2 separate regions of the Homo sapiens genome follow, and region 2 is linked to region 1. Evidence: read pairs that join two places in POLR2A ChIA-PET (ENCODE). Cell type or tissue: MCF 10A. All regions are shown on one strand.

Region 1 (8,000 bases):
GAGGCGTTGCTGCGCGCGGCCTGTGGCTAGACGAGGTTCACGTGGGTTTACCTGGAGGCGTTGCTGCGCACGGCCTGTGGCTGGACGAGGTTCACGTGGGTTTGCCTGGAGGCGTTGCTGCGCGCGGCCTGTGGCTAGACGAGGTTCACGTGGGTTTGCCTGGAGGCGTTGCTGCGCGCGGCCTGTGGCTAGACGAGGTTCACGTGGGTTTGCCTGGAGGCGTTGCTGCGCGCGGCCTGTGGCTAGACGAGGTTCACGTGGGTTTGCCTGGAGGCGTTGCTGCGCGCGGCCTGTGGCTAGACGAGGTTCACGTGGGTTTGCCTGGAGGCGTTGCTGCGCGCGGCCTGTGGCTAGACGAGGTTCACGTGGGTTTGCCTGGAGGCGTTGCTGCGCGCGGCCTGTGGCTAGACGAGGTTCACGTGGGTTTGCCTGGAGGCGTTGCTGCGCGCGGCCTGTGGCTAGACGAGGTTCACGTGGGTTTGCCTGGAGGCGTTGCTGCGCGCGGCCTGTGGCTGGACGAGGTTCACGTGGGTTTGCCTGGAGGCGTTGCTGCGCGCGGCCTGTGGCTGGACGAGGTTCACGTGGGTTTGCCTGGAGGCGTTGCTGCGCGCGGCCTGTGGCTGGACGAGGTTCACGTGGGTTTGCCTGGAGGCGTTGCTGCGCGCGGCCTGTGGCTAGACGAGGTTCACGTGGGTTTGCCTGGAGGCGTTGCTGCGCGCGGCCTGTGGCTGGACGAGGTTCACGTGGGTTTACCTGGAGGCGTTGCTGCGCGCGGCCTGTGGCTGGACGAGGTTCACGTGGGTTTTGCTGTGAAGAGGTCTGTCCAGAAGCGGGGGTAGAGAAAGGGTGATTTTTATCGCAGAACAAGTCATGTTGTTTTAATCTCACCAGAAGTTTCATCTAATTTGAAATAGAAAAAGGTTCATTTGTCCATTCATACTTTTTAATAAGTTAGAAAATACTTAGTGAGTGCTTGCTTTGGGCTGGGCATTCTTCTAGTCTCTGTGGATTCAGAGGTGAAAGGTGTGGCCCTGTTGTCCAGGAATTCAGTGTAGGAAGAGGATAATTACAGACCATAGATACGCATGTGCTTTCCTTCTAGAAGGCACGTTCACGCGTATTCTCAGTTTACCTTCGTGAAACGGTGGGGTCACACCGCATGCTGTGTTTATTGTGCTGATGGGGAAATGAAGGGTCCGGGAGGAATGGCCTCGAGGGCCTTCCATCCCCACAGACCCTCCTTGGCTCTTTCTAGGCTCTGCAGGGCTCAGGGTTCTTGCAAGGCCCAGCTCACGTGTGGCCACCTCATTGCTGCCCGGGTAGGGCTCTCTGCGTGATGTCACGTGGCCTTCGTGGTGAGGGGCAGATGAGAACTGTATTTCTTCTCTCTAGTTTTGCTTGGTGTTATTTCAGTTGTATTAATCTTGTGTCCCCAATTCAACTTCACCCTGCCTGAAGGTGAGTTCATGCCTTGAATATCTTTATTTTTTCAGACCAAGCACTACAGATTGAAGCTGGGTGCCTGATGGACACCTGCTCGTGTGCTTCTCTGTAAGTATTTGCATTGTCGCAGCTGCAAGCACCCATTTCGCTGAGAATCACTGTTGCCTCCATGGGGTCCTGTCCTATGGACGACCCCTGTCTAGTTGGGAACTTGGTGCCAGGAGCTCAACTTGCTCCAATGCTTCCCATCCTACTAAGTTCTACGCTGACTACAGTGGTAGGTAACGTCTGTTTTCCTGCAGTGCTTAAATATTGTTTCTACCTCCACCTTCGGCAGCTATGTGGCAGACATTTAATCATTGTTAGGCAAAAAAGACCTAAACGTACTCTGTTAGCTACTGCACCCTGCCTGGATTCCCCAGGCCACATGTCTTAGTTAGCCCCACACAGCTTCAGATATTGTTATTGCTTCTATCCATTCTGCTAAACTGAGCCATGGTTAATAAAAGATGAGAATTGGCAATTTCCAAGTTTCTAAGAGTTTAAAGTTATAGGAAATAAAAGACATGATGTATTCCTCAGAGTAGGCTCACTATTGTAACAACGCCTCCGAATTTTAGTAGCTTACCAAAATAAGAACGTATTGTTCACTTGCATGACTGTCAAACCTAGGCCAGATGAGGGCTGTGCTCCACAACACCGCCCAGGAATCTGGGATCCTCCCCTGGGCTCCAGTAGCTCCATGGACATCTGCAGGTAGAATATAAACAAGGAAGCTGGGAGGAACTGGTGAGATTTCAGAGGAGGCCTAGAGGTGGTGGCCATCACTCTCCCTCCCAGTCTCCTGGCCAGGACTTGGTCACACAGCTGCACCTCACAGCGAGGGGCTGGGGAACGCGGCCTCACCCCGTGTCCAGGAAGAGGAGTGACCTGCCATGGTGAGAATCTCCGCTCCTGAAGAGCACATGATTAGTCATTTACACGTCCTGATGTTGTTGCTCAGGGTCTCCTCCTACCAGGGGAGACAGTGGAAAACTGTGTGCATTGCTCACAGTGAGGAAGCTGGTTCCTTGGCTGGTCTGTGGGTCACATTGCTCATCTTCATGGGGACAGCGGCCACTCTTCACCATGCTTCCTGTTGCTGGATTGCAATGGGAGCCATGCCATCGATGCTTTGGGCAAAATAGCTCATGTATGGCTCCTCGTCAGCTGCATGCAGTGGCACAGATGCACCATGAAGCTTGCAGTTGGGTGTCTGCACCTCTCAAAACCATTTCCAGCTGGACAAGCAGGCCTCTTGGTGCTAATGCACCTGTGAAAGGCAAAGACCCTCTCATCATTCCATGAGCCATATGCTGGCTCTATGTTTTTATGCCTGTCTCCCATAACAGGTGACATTGTTGAGAATGAGTAGCGGGGGGTGTCCGATAGCTGTTACTTTGAAGTAAAAGGAATTCACTGATCCAGCTGCAGTGGGTCCCTAAAGCAAGGGCTGCTTAACACGTATACTCAGGTTGCATGATGGCCGTGGAGTACACTGGACTCAGCACCAGGACCCCATCTCTCATCACCAGCTGTGTGTACGCCTTGGTGAGCTCCTTAAATCTAAACACGTGAGTATCCTTATTTGTCAAAAGAGGATTCAAATTTTAACCCTGCATAACCAAAAATACAGGAATTACTTAATGAAGGGGTTCTTGAGAAGCGATAAACTGAAAGGTAAGTCAAAGCCCCATGGCAAATGCAAATGGCTTGAAAATGCAGGAAATGCTTTCATCCTGGAACATTTGCTGTTCTACCCAAGTCAGGTCTGTGTCTCTGGAGGTGCACACGGAGCTGTCCCTGGTGGCAGCCTCTGCCAAGGACTGTGTGGCCCCGGGGGCAGCCTCTGCTGAGTATTGTGTGTTCCTGGTGGCAGCCTCTGCTGAGTGTTGTGTGTTCCTGGTGGCAGCCTCTGCCAAGGACTGTGTGGCCGCGGGGGCAGCTTCTGCCGAGTGTTGTGTGTTCCTGGTGGCAGCCTCTGCTGAGTGTTGTATTGCTGGTGGCAGCTTCTGCCGACGGCTGCGTGGCCCAAGTGTGCGTCCTGCCTTTTCCTGACTTCCTCTCTCTACTTCCCACTCTCACCCGGCACATGATAAAATGTAATCTACATGAATATTAGGATTTGGATTTCTATCTGGACACGTGATTTACCTATTAATCAGACACCAACCACATGAATGATTATTAGAGGAATATTTAACAAAAGCTACATAAAAACAGTTTTTGAAACTATTTGGACTTCACTTCTCATAACATTCTTAAAAACCAAAGTTCAGTGTGTCTTCCAAAATGAAGAAAAATTACCCTGTTTTACCAATGGTTTTGCGTCGCTAATATCATAAAATGAAGGATGAGTTTTCAAGCCTGAAAGACAGTGTATTTACTAAACAATTTCTTAATAAATTCATTTATTCATGCACCCATTTGTTCATGTGCCCATCCGTGCATTCGTCACTTACCAGACGCCTCCTGATCTCCAGCGCCCGCGATAGGCACTTCCCATCCGGTGAGGTGTATGGCCTGACTCCTGCCCGGGGCACTCATGGCCTTGAGAAGGTACATACAGAAATAACGTCCTAAAATAAGTTCCATGAGCTTATTCCATGAACTTAGCAGGTTCCATGAGCTCATGTTGCAGGGGTTGGAGACTGACTCTGAATTGGGAGCGTTGGCCCCGGGGGTATAGAGTCCAGTCAGGGGTCGGGGAGACTGATGGGGCTGCTTCTGCTGCTGTTCTGCGGCAAATCTAGGACTCAGCAGGAGACATTTTTATTTTCCTCCCACTTGAGAAACCCTCGTTATTGCTCAAATAAATGCCCACCCCCACCCACCTCCACCACCTCCACCACCACCTCTATGGCCAAGGAGGTCAGAGTGGAGAGGGGCAGCTTCCTCCTGGAACCCAGTCATGGCAAAGGACAACCACAAAATCCTGGCCGGGTCCAATCCAGGCTCATCGCGTCGGGAACAGCAAGAAGCAGGAGAGTCTGCAATGAAACTGTGAAATTGCAGAGGCTGGACAAGGGGTCAGCACCGCCAATAAAGGAGGAAATGTTTCCATGGAGGGGCTGTTTCTCAACTGAGGCGTGCCTTTCAGATGCGTAAGCTTTAGTCATGCTTATAACAATAATGAAATTTTACAGATGAAAAAAATGGGCCTAAAGGGTTAGGTGAGTTGGCCGTGGAATGTGATTAGCTCATGGGGAGGATGGTGTGGATTGAAGCTTGTCTAGCAGGAAAGTTTATTTACTTTAACTGCCCATGATGCCTCTCCTAAAAAACAAGTCTTGTGCTTTCCACGTGTTTTATCTTTCTTTTGCTCTCATTCCCTGGCTTCCAACAAAGACCTTTTCTCCTTTTAAGTCATGTCTTAGCTCATATGAGTCAGAAAGCAGGTGGCATAAAGTTGTCTGTTTTCCCCAAATTTCCCATCCACTCGCTCCTTGCCAGGCCCAAGTGTCCCCATGATTATGTTGAAGCTTGATCTCCAAGGCAGTAGCGTTAAGAGCAGGGCCTTTAGGGGGTGATTAGGTCATGAGGGCTCCTCCCTCGTGAATGGGTGGAGTTTATAAATGCGTATAAAAGAAGCTTCACACAGCACGGGGGAGAAACCTGTTCCATGGTGAAAAGTACAGCTTAACACACCTGTGTGAAGGTTTGAAGGCAAGGTTGGAAGCCTCGGAACATGGTGTTATCGGGGTGAGTTCACCATCACCCACAGCTACGATGGAGTGGAAGACTCAATCATTAAAAGTAACAGATTTTTACTGAGCCAAATTATAGAAGCCTGAGGCCATAAAGGCAATGTTAAAAATTCACTCTTCCCCTGATTGTTGTAGAAGAACACACAACAAAGTTGAACATGCTTGAATGTAAATTTTCTCACCATGACTTGTTGTAATATATTACATTATCAAGGAACATGAAAATGAAATGTGCTTTTCTAGTTTTTCGGATGCCATTCTCTCAGTCTCTGCAAGGCTTGGGAAGTGGCCAGCCTGAAGGACAACGAGGCTGTGTCTGATCATGGGGTGCTACTGAAAAAAGTGACAGAAATGTTGGAATGATGTACGATGTCCCCAGCGCTCTGAAATAAAGGAGAGCTGCCTCCATTTCCAAGGCAAGAGGTGGGTATGGCTGAGGTGGGCCCAGGACTACACCTGGCATGGCTGTGGCCCAGCGTGCGGCTGACGCTGAGGTTGGTCTCTTCACTCCGGGGCCCAGGCTTCGCCTCTGCTCCTCGCCTTTGCTTTCCCTCAGAGCTGAACCCAAGTCGTCCTTCCCAGCTGCTCTCTCATGGTAGGGATCCCACTCAGCAGGGCGCCGTGCCGGCTTAGCACCAAGTGACCAGGGGAAACAAGACAGGGATGTGCCTGGGGAGCCTCTTCTGGGGCCCTACTTACTGCCATCGCAGGGGCCCTACGGGCGTCCTCCGGGATGGTGTCACGGGCTCTAGACCCACAAGCAGGGTTGGAGCCCCGGCGCTACCCACATCTGTCCAAGTGATATTAAACCTTGCAAGTCTTTCTTTCCTGTGAGAAATAGAAAAAGCATATTTCCTACTTTAGTGCATGGGTGAAATGAGATAACCCATCTCATGCATGAGAGTCCTGATGGGTGACCCTATAGTTCCCTGGCAGGTCCGCAGGCACGCAGGGGGCTCCACAGGCACGCAGGGGGTTCCGCAGGCACGCAGAGGGCTCCGCAGGCACAAAGGGGGCTCCGATGGCACGCCGGGGGTTCCGATGGCACGCAGGGGTTCCGCAGGCACGCAGGGGGCTCCGCAGGCACGCAGGGGGCTCCGCTGGCACGCAGGGGGTTCCGCAGGCACGCAGGGGGCTCCGCTGGCACGCAGGGGTTCCGCAGGCACGCAGGGGGCTCCGCAGGCACGCAGGGGGCTCCGCTGGCACGCAGGGGGTTCCGCAGGCACGCCGGGGGCTCCGCAGGCACGCCGGGGGTTCCGCTGGCACGCAGGGGGTTCCGCTGGCACGCCGGGGGTTCTGCAGGCACGCCGGGGGCTCCGCTGGCACGCCTGGGGCTCCGCTGGCACGCAGGGGGCTCCGCAGGCACGCCGGGGGCTCCGCAGGCACGCAGGGGGCTCCCCTGGCACGCCGGGGGTTCCGCTGGCACGCAGGGGGTTCCGCTGGCACGCCGGGGGTTCCGCAGGCACGCAGGGGGCTCCGCAGGCACGCCGGGGGTTCCGCTGGCACGCCGGGGGTTCCGTTGGCACGCAGGGGGTTCCGCAGGCACGCAGGGGGCTCCGGTGGCACGCAGGGGGCTCCGCAGGCACGCCGGGGGCTCCGCAGGCACGCCGGGGGCTCCGCTGGCACGCAGGGGGTTCCGCTGGCACGCCGGGGGTTCCGCAGGCACGCAGGGGGCTCCGCAGGCACGCCGGGGGGTTCCGCTGGCACGCCGGGGGTTCCGCTGGCACGCAGGGGGTTCCGCAGGCACGCAGGGGGCTCCGGTGGCACGCAGGGGGCTCCGCAGGCACGCCGGGGGCTCCGCAGGCACGCCGGGGGCTCCGCTGGCACGCAGGGGGTTCCGCTGGCACGCCGGGGGCTCCGCAGGCACGCCGGGGGCTCCGCTGGCACGCAGGGGGCTCCGCAGGCACGCAGGGGGTTCCGCTGGCACGCCGGGGGCTCCGCAGGCACGCAGGGGGCTCCGCTGGCACGCAGGGGGCTCCGCTGGCACGCAGGGGGCTCCGCAGGCACGCAGGGGGTTCCGCAGGCACGCAGGGGGCTCCGCTGGCACGCAGGGGGCTCTGCTGGCACAGCCACCAGAGATTGTCTTTTTCATGTTCCCAGTCATTTTGCTTCAGGTGCTCATTTTGAAGGTATTTAGGGAGCCGCAGTTGTCTTCTACGAGGCTGTGTTCTTCCATTTCATGGTATTCGTTAGTAAATAAAAGTTATAAATTTGTATGTAGCTGAATTGATTGGCATACTTTAACATTTATGCTTCTATAAATTATTTAAGATACTATGTTATTTTAGTTTTTAATGAAGATACTCATCATTTTCCCCCTAAATATTTTGAAAATTTACTTTTTATATTAGATCTTTAATCCACCCAAAATACAGAATAGATGAACTGTCACAATTTAAAGAAAATACAACACACATAATAGAAAACTGGGCAAAAGATTAGGCAAGTTATAGAAGAGAAAAATGAATAGCTAGTACATTCATGAAAAGATTCCAGCCTCACTAACAATCAGTAACATGTGAATTTAAACCACAAGGAGATGACCCAGTGATTAAGTGGCAAATGTTTATGCCTCACAGACAAAGTGATAGAGAATGCTGTCTTCTGCTGTCTTTGGGCATTGCCTCTGCCTGGGGGCTGTGCCCTCCACCTGTGGGTTTTGTGATTTATGGATTAAATCTGCCCGGTCTGTCCGTCTTCCACACTTCCCATCTTTAGAAACTTTTCATGCTCGTTTTCTAAGTCTTGGAGGATTGTTTAGTTTTGTTTTCTGTTTAGTTATTGAATTAAGTGTCCATTGCCACAACATAT
Region 2 (8,000 bases), 150 kb after region 1:
GCTAGAGCAATCAGACAAGAGAAAAAAAAAAAACAAAGGGCACCTCAATTGGAAAGGAAGAAGTCAATTTATTCTTGTTTGCAGATGATAAAGAAAATCCTAAAGGCTCCATCAAAAAACTATTAGAACTGAGAAACAAATTTAGTAAAGTCACAGAACAAAAAATAAACATACAAAAATCAGTACCATTTCTATATGCCAACAGCAAATAATATCAAAAAGAAAGTAATCCCATTTACAATAGCTACAAATAAAATAAAATACCTGGAAATAAAGTTAACCAAAGAAATGAAAGATCTTTACAATGAAAATGACAAAACATTGATACAAGAAATTGAAGGGAACACACAAAAAAAGAGAAAATATTTTATGTTCATGGATTGGAAGAATGTTGTTAAAACATCTATACTACCCAAAGCAATCTACAGATCCAATGCAATCCCTATCTAAATACCAGTGACATTCTTCTCAGAAATAGAAAAAAATCCTAAAATTTATCCAAAGCTATCTTGGGCACAAAGGACAAAACTGAAGGAATCACATTATCTGAGTTCAAAGTATATTTCAGAGTTATAATAACTAAAACAGCATGGTACTGCCATAAAAACAGACACATAGACCAATGGAACAGAATAGAGAGCCAAGAAACAAATCCACAACCTACAGGAAACCAATTTTGACAAGGATGCCAAGAACATACACTGGGGAAAAGACAGTCTCTTTAATAAATGGTGCTTGGAAAACTGAATATCCATATGCAGAAGAATGAAACCCTAAACCCTTCTCTTTTGCCATATACAAAAATCAAATCAAAATGGATTAAAGACTTAAATCCAAGATCTCAAACTATGAAACTACTAAAATAAAACACTGGGAAAACTCTCTAGGACATTAGTCTGGACAAAGTTTTATTTATCCATACCCCACAAACACAGGCAACCAAAGCAAAAATGGAAAATGGGATCACATCAAGTTAAAAAGCTTCTGCACAGCAAAGGAAACAATCAACAAAGTGAAGAGACAGCCCACAAAATAGGAGAAAATATTTGCAAACTATCCATTTGACAAGGAATTAATATCCAGAATATATAAGAAGCTCAAACAACTCAATAGGAAAAAAATCTAATAATACAGTTAAAACTGGGCAAAAGATCTGAATAGACATTTCTCAAAAGAAGACATACAAATGGCAAACAGTCATATGAAAATGTGCTAAATGTCATTGATCCTCAGAGAAATGTAAACCAAAACTACAATGAGACATCATCTCACTCCAGTTAAAACGAGTTTTATTTAAGAGACAGTCAATAGGAAAGCTGGCAAGCATGTGGAGGAAAGGGAACCCTTCTACAGTGGTGGGAATGTACATTAGTACAACCACTATGGAGAACAGTTTGGAAGTTTCTCAAAACACTAGACATAGAGCTACCATATGATCCAGCAATTCCACTGCTGGGTATATACCCCAAAGTGAATCAGTCTGTTGAAGAGATCTCTGCACTCCCATGTTTGTTGCAGCACTGTTCACAATAGCCAAGATTTGGAAGCAACCTAAGTGTCCACTAACAGACGAATGGGTAAAAATATGGTACATGTACACAATGGAGTACTATTCAGTCACAAAAAAGGAGGAGATCCTGTCATTTGCAACGTGGATGGAACTGGAGGTCATGATGTTAAGTGAAAAAAGCCAGGCACAGAGAGACAAACTTACATGTTCTTATTCATCTGTGGAAGCTAAATTTTGAACCCATGAAGATAGAGAATAGAATGATGCTTACCAGAGGCTGGGAAGGGTAGTGGGTGGTTGGGGGAATGTGGGATGGTTAATGGATCAAAAATAGAGTAGATAGAATGAATAAGACCTAGTACTTGATAGCACAACAGGGTGACTACAATCAGCAATAATTTGTAGCACATTTAAAAATAACTAAAAGAGAGGAATTGGAATGTCCCTGACACAAAGAAGTGATCAATGCCTGAGGCGATGGACACTCCATTTACCCTGATGTGATTATTACACATTGTATGTCTGTATCAAAATAGCTCATGCACCCCATAAATGGATACCCCTACTGTGTGCCCATAAAGATTAAAAATTAAAATGGGAAAAAATAAGCTGATTCAAAATGAAAAAATATATACCTAAACACATTTTGGAAGTGTTAAACCCCATCATTTGAGGCTGTTTTGTGATGCCAGCTGTGGTGAAGATAGGCCTGGGCTGTCAGGCGTCCTTAGGGACCTCTGGAGAGAACCTACCCAACTGTGCATCAGTGTCACACCTGCTCCGACACACCAGAGGCCGCGCAGTGCTTTACTTTATACAGTGAGACAAGATCATCTGTACACAATTAGAGCACAGTGACAGCCAATGTCCACGAAGTGCCAGGGACCGTCCTTCTAGGGGAGCAGGTCGAGCATCACAAGTTGGACCTTGAAGGGTCCAGGAATCTGCTAAGTGTGAGCGGGAGTGAAGTCTTTCGTGTCAGAGAGGAGAGATGCCAGGCTCAGGATTTATGAGCCATGGGGTCTGAGAGATTCTGGTGGTTTCCAGTCATTCAGCCAGTGGGGTGGAGAGAGGAGATGGTTGCAGCCTGATGGGGAATTGGATGAATCGCGATGGGAAAGTCATCTACTTACCTAGGAGGACTCAGGTGACTCTGTGCTGTTTTTAGAAAACCAGTTCCAAGACCGAGAAGAGAATAGTTTGTTTGTTTTGGGAGCTGTAAGTTGGTATAGCAAGATAAAAGAAATGAGACTGATTACAGGGTTTTGGCAAAAATATTGGCAAGAAGCCGTTAAGTCTCAATGAAGTTAAAACCTATGGAAAAGAAGAGAAGGGGTTGTTTTGTTAAAAGACATTTATGCAGCATCACCGATAAATACGGGTGACTCGCAGTACATCTAAACTGCAGGGCAGTTCCCAGCATCATCTCGGGGAACACTGACCTGGTGCCTGCTGTGCACCACAGGCTCCCCCGGACAGTGTCTACAACCACTGCTGGTGCCCAAGACGTGCACATAAAAGCTCTTTTTCTAAAAGTCTCACTGAAGCTTCCCTGAAAGCCAAGCAGTGAGAAAACAGAGGCCTCAGCCTGAATCTGTTTCCAATTAGCATATCAAGACAGCATCTCCGCATCCAAAGCACCTAACCGGAGCCTCCCTCCTCCCTGAAAACCCACCGCAGCTGCTGCTCCAGCTTCTGGTTCCTGTGCTGGTGTGCTGGGAGAAGATGGGCTGCATGGGACTCTGGACTCTGCAGGTGACCCCGGGGTTCCAGCCCACCCATGGACCCTCCAAATGCCAGCTGGCAGCCCCTTGTATTTCTGCCTTAACTTATCAGATTTGGCTGATGGCTTGGGTTGGAAAAACAGAAGATAGGTTAAAAGCCTGAAAATGATCATTTAGTTCCACCTTAAGAAAACAGAGACATAAGTGAGGTTGCTATTATTTCAATTTAAATGTTTGATAAATAGAAAGTTGAAGCTCTATTTTACAGTTCTACAGTCTCAAATTAATAATGTCTGCCACATAAAATTACATCTTCTGGTTTTTTAACCAGTCAATAATCGAAGTTTAAATAATATGACTTAGAAGTGAAAATATGCTTGCAATTTTCTACCAACAACTCATTAATCATGCAGTCAACAAAGCTTCAAGAAAGGGGCCATCACAGGCACATTTGGCCAGTCAAGTGTGCGTTGTTGGTGCAGTCTTCTTTTTAACTTTATTTTAAATCCAAAATCCAAGTTACCTGTAATAAATGGAGCTTAATTCATTGTGTGTCTCGTGTCATAAGAGGAGAGGGATAGAAGTGAAGAATATAGTGGCCTAACAATGGATCTGAATACAGCAGAGCCCCAGAAAAGCAATGCTATGCTCCACGAAACAGCATTGGAACAGCAGTGCAAGGTGAGGCACGGGCCCAGTGAGTGCCAGTGCATGCTGCTCAGCTATTTAGCTGGGTGTAACACAGAAACTAGTAAAAGTCAAGATCTTTTGTGCATTCACGGATCAAGGACCTACTACGCACTCAGTCTTGTGTCGGTGCTGATACTGCTGAGGTAAATAAGATTGTTTTTGCCCTGAAGGGTCTTGTAATCTGGTAGTCATCAAAAATGAAAAATTACAACAATATAGATGTGTCCAGGGAACTGTGGGGTCTCAGTGGAAGATGCACCCTTCATTCCACCAGAGACAGATGGGAAGGCTTCCAGGAAAAGACCCTAAAGTGCACCTCGGAGGACGGCATAGAAACACCCAGTCCAGGGAGGGAGGGGCTCAGTGAGCCCTGACGGGACCCCTAGGATGAAGCACATCTCAGGGGAGAGTGGCAGGTGAGAGGTTTCTTCCACAGCTGTGAGACCCGGGAACAACCAGCAGTCGTTGAGAGACAGAAGATGGAGGAGGCCGAGGCAGCTCACATGGGCCCTGCACGTGCCTCTCCTGGTTCAGTCACACGGCTATCACTGTGCATGAGGTCGGCTGTGTCCCCAGACAGCAGCCACGCCTGCCACCCTCGCCCCTGACTCCGGTGTCCATCACAGAAATTGCCTGAGTAAATGAACAGGGTATGGGGACGGGGGCTACAGCAATGCAGGGCCTGTGGGCTTCCACTGAGAAGTCTGGGTTTTATCCTAAAAGCAATGGGCAGCCTTTAGAGGTGTGGCTGTTTAGGAGCATGAGAGATGTAACCAACTCTGTGTTCTAGGAAGAGAAGCCTGGACATGGGACACACAGGGTGTGCAAGGGCCAGAAGGAACACAGCCTGTTAGGGAATGACTGCGAGAGTCCTGCTGAGTGCTGCTGGTCTGAAGGACAGTGAAAGTGGAAATAACAAGGAAAGGCTTGTATGAGATGTGTCTCTTCACATGTAATTTGTATTGAAGTATAATTTGTATAAGATAAAATGCAGAAATCATCATTGTACTACTTACTGAGTTTTGGCAGTCATATTCACCAGTATAAAAAAAATCAGCTACCCAAACCAGGGTGTGGAACATGACATCATCACTTCTAAAATCTCCTGCTGCAGCTTTGCAGTGTCACAATAGTTCTGGCCTCATAAAATAAATTGGGAAATATTCCTTCCTTCTTAATATTCTGAAAATATCATTTCTGATTTCTTTTTTTTTTTTCTGAGACAGCCTTGCTCTGTAGCCCAGGCAGGAATGCAGTGATGCAATCATGTAGCCTCAACCTCAACCTCCCAGGCTCAAGCAATCCTCCCACCTCAGCCTCCTGAGTAGGTGGAACCACAAACGTGCACCACCATGCCTGGCTATTTTTTTGTAGAGACAGGGTCTCACTATGTTGTCCAGGCTGAGCTTGAACTCCTGGACTCAAGATATCCTCCCACCTTAGCTTCCCAAGGTGCTGGAGTTACAGGCATGAGCCACCACACCCGTCCTCATTTCTATCCTGAATGACTGATATAACTCACCACTAAGGCTACATGCCTGTGGTGTTTTATTTTGGGAAGATTTTTTGATTATGTATTAAACAGCTCTGATAAATATAAGCTTTCAGATTAGCCTTTCATGTCAATTTTGATAAGCTGCACTCTTCAAGGAATGTGTTTATTTTCTCAAGTTTGACAAATATATTTCTGTAATGCAGTTTATAATATTTTCTTGTTTTCCTGTTAATGTATGTATGATCTGTAGTGATGTCTCATCTGTCATTCATGCTACTGATCATTAGTATTGTCTCACTTTTTTCTCTCTTTCCACTACACACCCACTGAACCCCTGACAATTCTCATCACTTTACTGGCATTATAATTTTGCTTTTTAAGATAATGCCATGTAATTGGAATAACACTGTATACAACCTTTCCAGGTTAGCTTTGTTCACTTGGAAATATGCATTTAAGTTTACTTCATATCTTTCTTAGGCTTAGTAACTCACTTCTGTTTAGTGCTGAATAATTTCCCATTGCAGGGATGCACTAAGGTCTGTTTGTCCATCCACCTGTGGAAGGAGCTTGGTTGTTTTCAGGTTTTAGTGGTTATGGAGAAAGCTGCCTTACACATTGCATATGGATTTTTTGCAGGCACAGTTCTCAGATAAACTGTGTAAGTGGCTGGGAGTGTGGCTTCTGGGTGCTGCAATCAGGCTATGCTTAGCTTTGTGGGAGACTGCCAAACCCCTTCACTTGGCCTTCCCATCAGCCATGAATCGGAGCTCCTGTTTCTCTGCTTCCTCTTTAGCATTTAGTTTTGTCAGGCTTTTTAAAATTTTATGTTGTGTTTTTTAATACATGTGTCATGGGACCTCATTGTTTCAGTTTGCAATCTCCTAGTGACAAGTGGCCATGAGCATTTTTCCATGTGCTTACTCGCCGTCTGTATCTCATCTATGGTGAGATGTTCATATCCATTGTGTGCTCATTTCTTGTGTTCTTTGTTTTCATATTGAATTTTCAACATTTATTGTATGTTTTTGATACAAGTCAACTATTAGATATGTGTATTGCAAAGATGTTCTTGCAGTATTTCACTTGTCTTTTGATTTTTTTTTAGTGTCTTTCACAGATGACAGTTGATAATTCATTTTTGGAAGATTATTAATATTGACTTAATTTCTGTGTATAATAATTAATTATTATAACTCCTATGAGCCTATTCAGATTGTCTATTTCTCCCTGAGTGAGTTTTATTACTGTCTTTCAAAAAATTCATGCTTTTCATATAAATTATAAATTTGGGGTCCTAGAGCTATTTATAATATCCCTTTATCCTTTTAATCATCCTGGGATCAGTAGTGGATAGACTCTCTTCCATTTCTGATAGTGGCAATTGTGTCTTTTTTTCTTAGTTAGCCTGGCTTGGGGCTTATGGATATTAATGTTTTCAAAGAACTAGATTTGGTTTCACTGATTTTTTCTATTCTTTAACTGCTTCCAATTTCACTGATATCGTATCTCAATTTTTATGGCAAACAATAGATTTTAAGTGTTCTCACTGCAAAAAGATTAAGTATGTGAGGTAATACATATGCTAATTATTTTGAAAATGATTCCACATTTGTAAATATATGTAAAAACATCACATTGTATGCCATATATACAATTATAATGTCAATTAAATTTTTAAAAAATAAGTAATAAAGGGAAATATTTGCAAGTTAAAGTTAAAATTAAAACCTTTATCTCACAAGACATTATGAAGAGCACCAAAGTGCAAGCCACAGGATGGTAGATGCTATTTACAATCCATTCAACCAACAAAGGATTTACATGTGGACCACAGAGAGAACTGCAGGCCAGCAAGGAACCACAGGGAGAACTGCAGGCCAGTGAAGAGAAGACACCCTGATCTAAAATGAAAATGGCGACAGTCATAAATGGGACTTCAAAAAAGAGAAGACTGAAACCACACATGAACACATAAATAAAAAGTTAACCAAATAACAAGTTAACTTATGAAGATGTAGTATTTGATCTCATCAGTCATCAGAGAAATGTAAAATAAAATCTTTGCATTGTTATCATGCACCCACCATGGCTAATAAGTGAATGCTGGTGATACTGAGTGATGGGGAGGATGTGGAGGAGAAGAACACTCTGAGCCTGTCGGGCCAGCACCTTTGCAGTGGGAATCGTTTTAGCGTCTCTCATGGAAGCTGGAGGTGCTCAGACTCTGGATCCCACCAATTCCACTGCTATGTGTAGCCTGAGAAATGCAGACTGACACCAACATCTACTTAGAAAAATATACAGAGCAGGATTTCATATCCTTTCACTAAAAACAACTCAAATGCTCGTCAACAGAATTGTTGAGTAAGTCGTGTTATAAGCTTACAATAAAATACCATAGAACAACAAAATTATCAAAATGTTACATACAATAAAAAGGATAAATTTTATAAAATAACATTTGAGAAGAAGCCAGACACAGAAAAATATATTATATGAGTCTCTTCATTGAAATGTCAACATTAGTCAAAGCTGATTCCACAATGCATATTCATCCAAACAGCATGTTGTATATCGT

Evidence for each region. ChIA-PET counts read pairs that join two places held together with the same protein. Peaks named below come from ENCODE experiments on the same cell type or tissue, not always from the same donor. Only the 100,000 strongest peaks of a DNase experiment are listed, where the experiment ranks them.
Region 2: POLR2A ChIA-PET joins it to region 1 with 6 read pairs; 2 of 35 experiments call an interaction of 5 or more read pairs at or near these places.

What each region holds. Positions count from the first base shown.
Region 1 is chr2:420,345-428,344 of GRCh38, forward strand. It overlaps LOC124905962 (collagen alpha-2(I) chain-like), which reads left to right. Exons shown (of 3, transcript XM_047446892.1): 2 at 1-920; 3 at 1,494-3,904. The coding sequence ends at 839. Among named protein-coding and RNA genes, the nearest start is that of LINC01874, 68 kb to the right of the region's middle. In MCF 10A, no CTCF peak of the experiment used is centred here; a DNase peak (open chromatin) is centred at 4,617.
Region 2 is chr2:570,838-578,837 of GRCh38, forward strand. No RefSeq gene overlaps it. Among named protein-coding and RNA genes, the nearest start is that of LINC01875, 29 kb to the left of the region's middle. In MCF 10A, no CTCF peak of the experiment used is centred here; no DNase peak of the experiment used is centred here.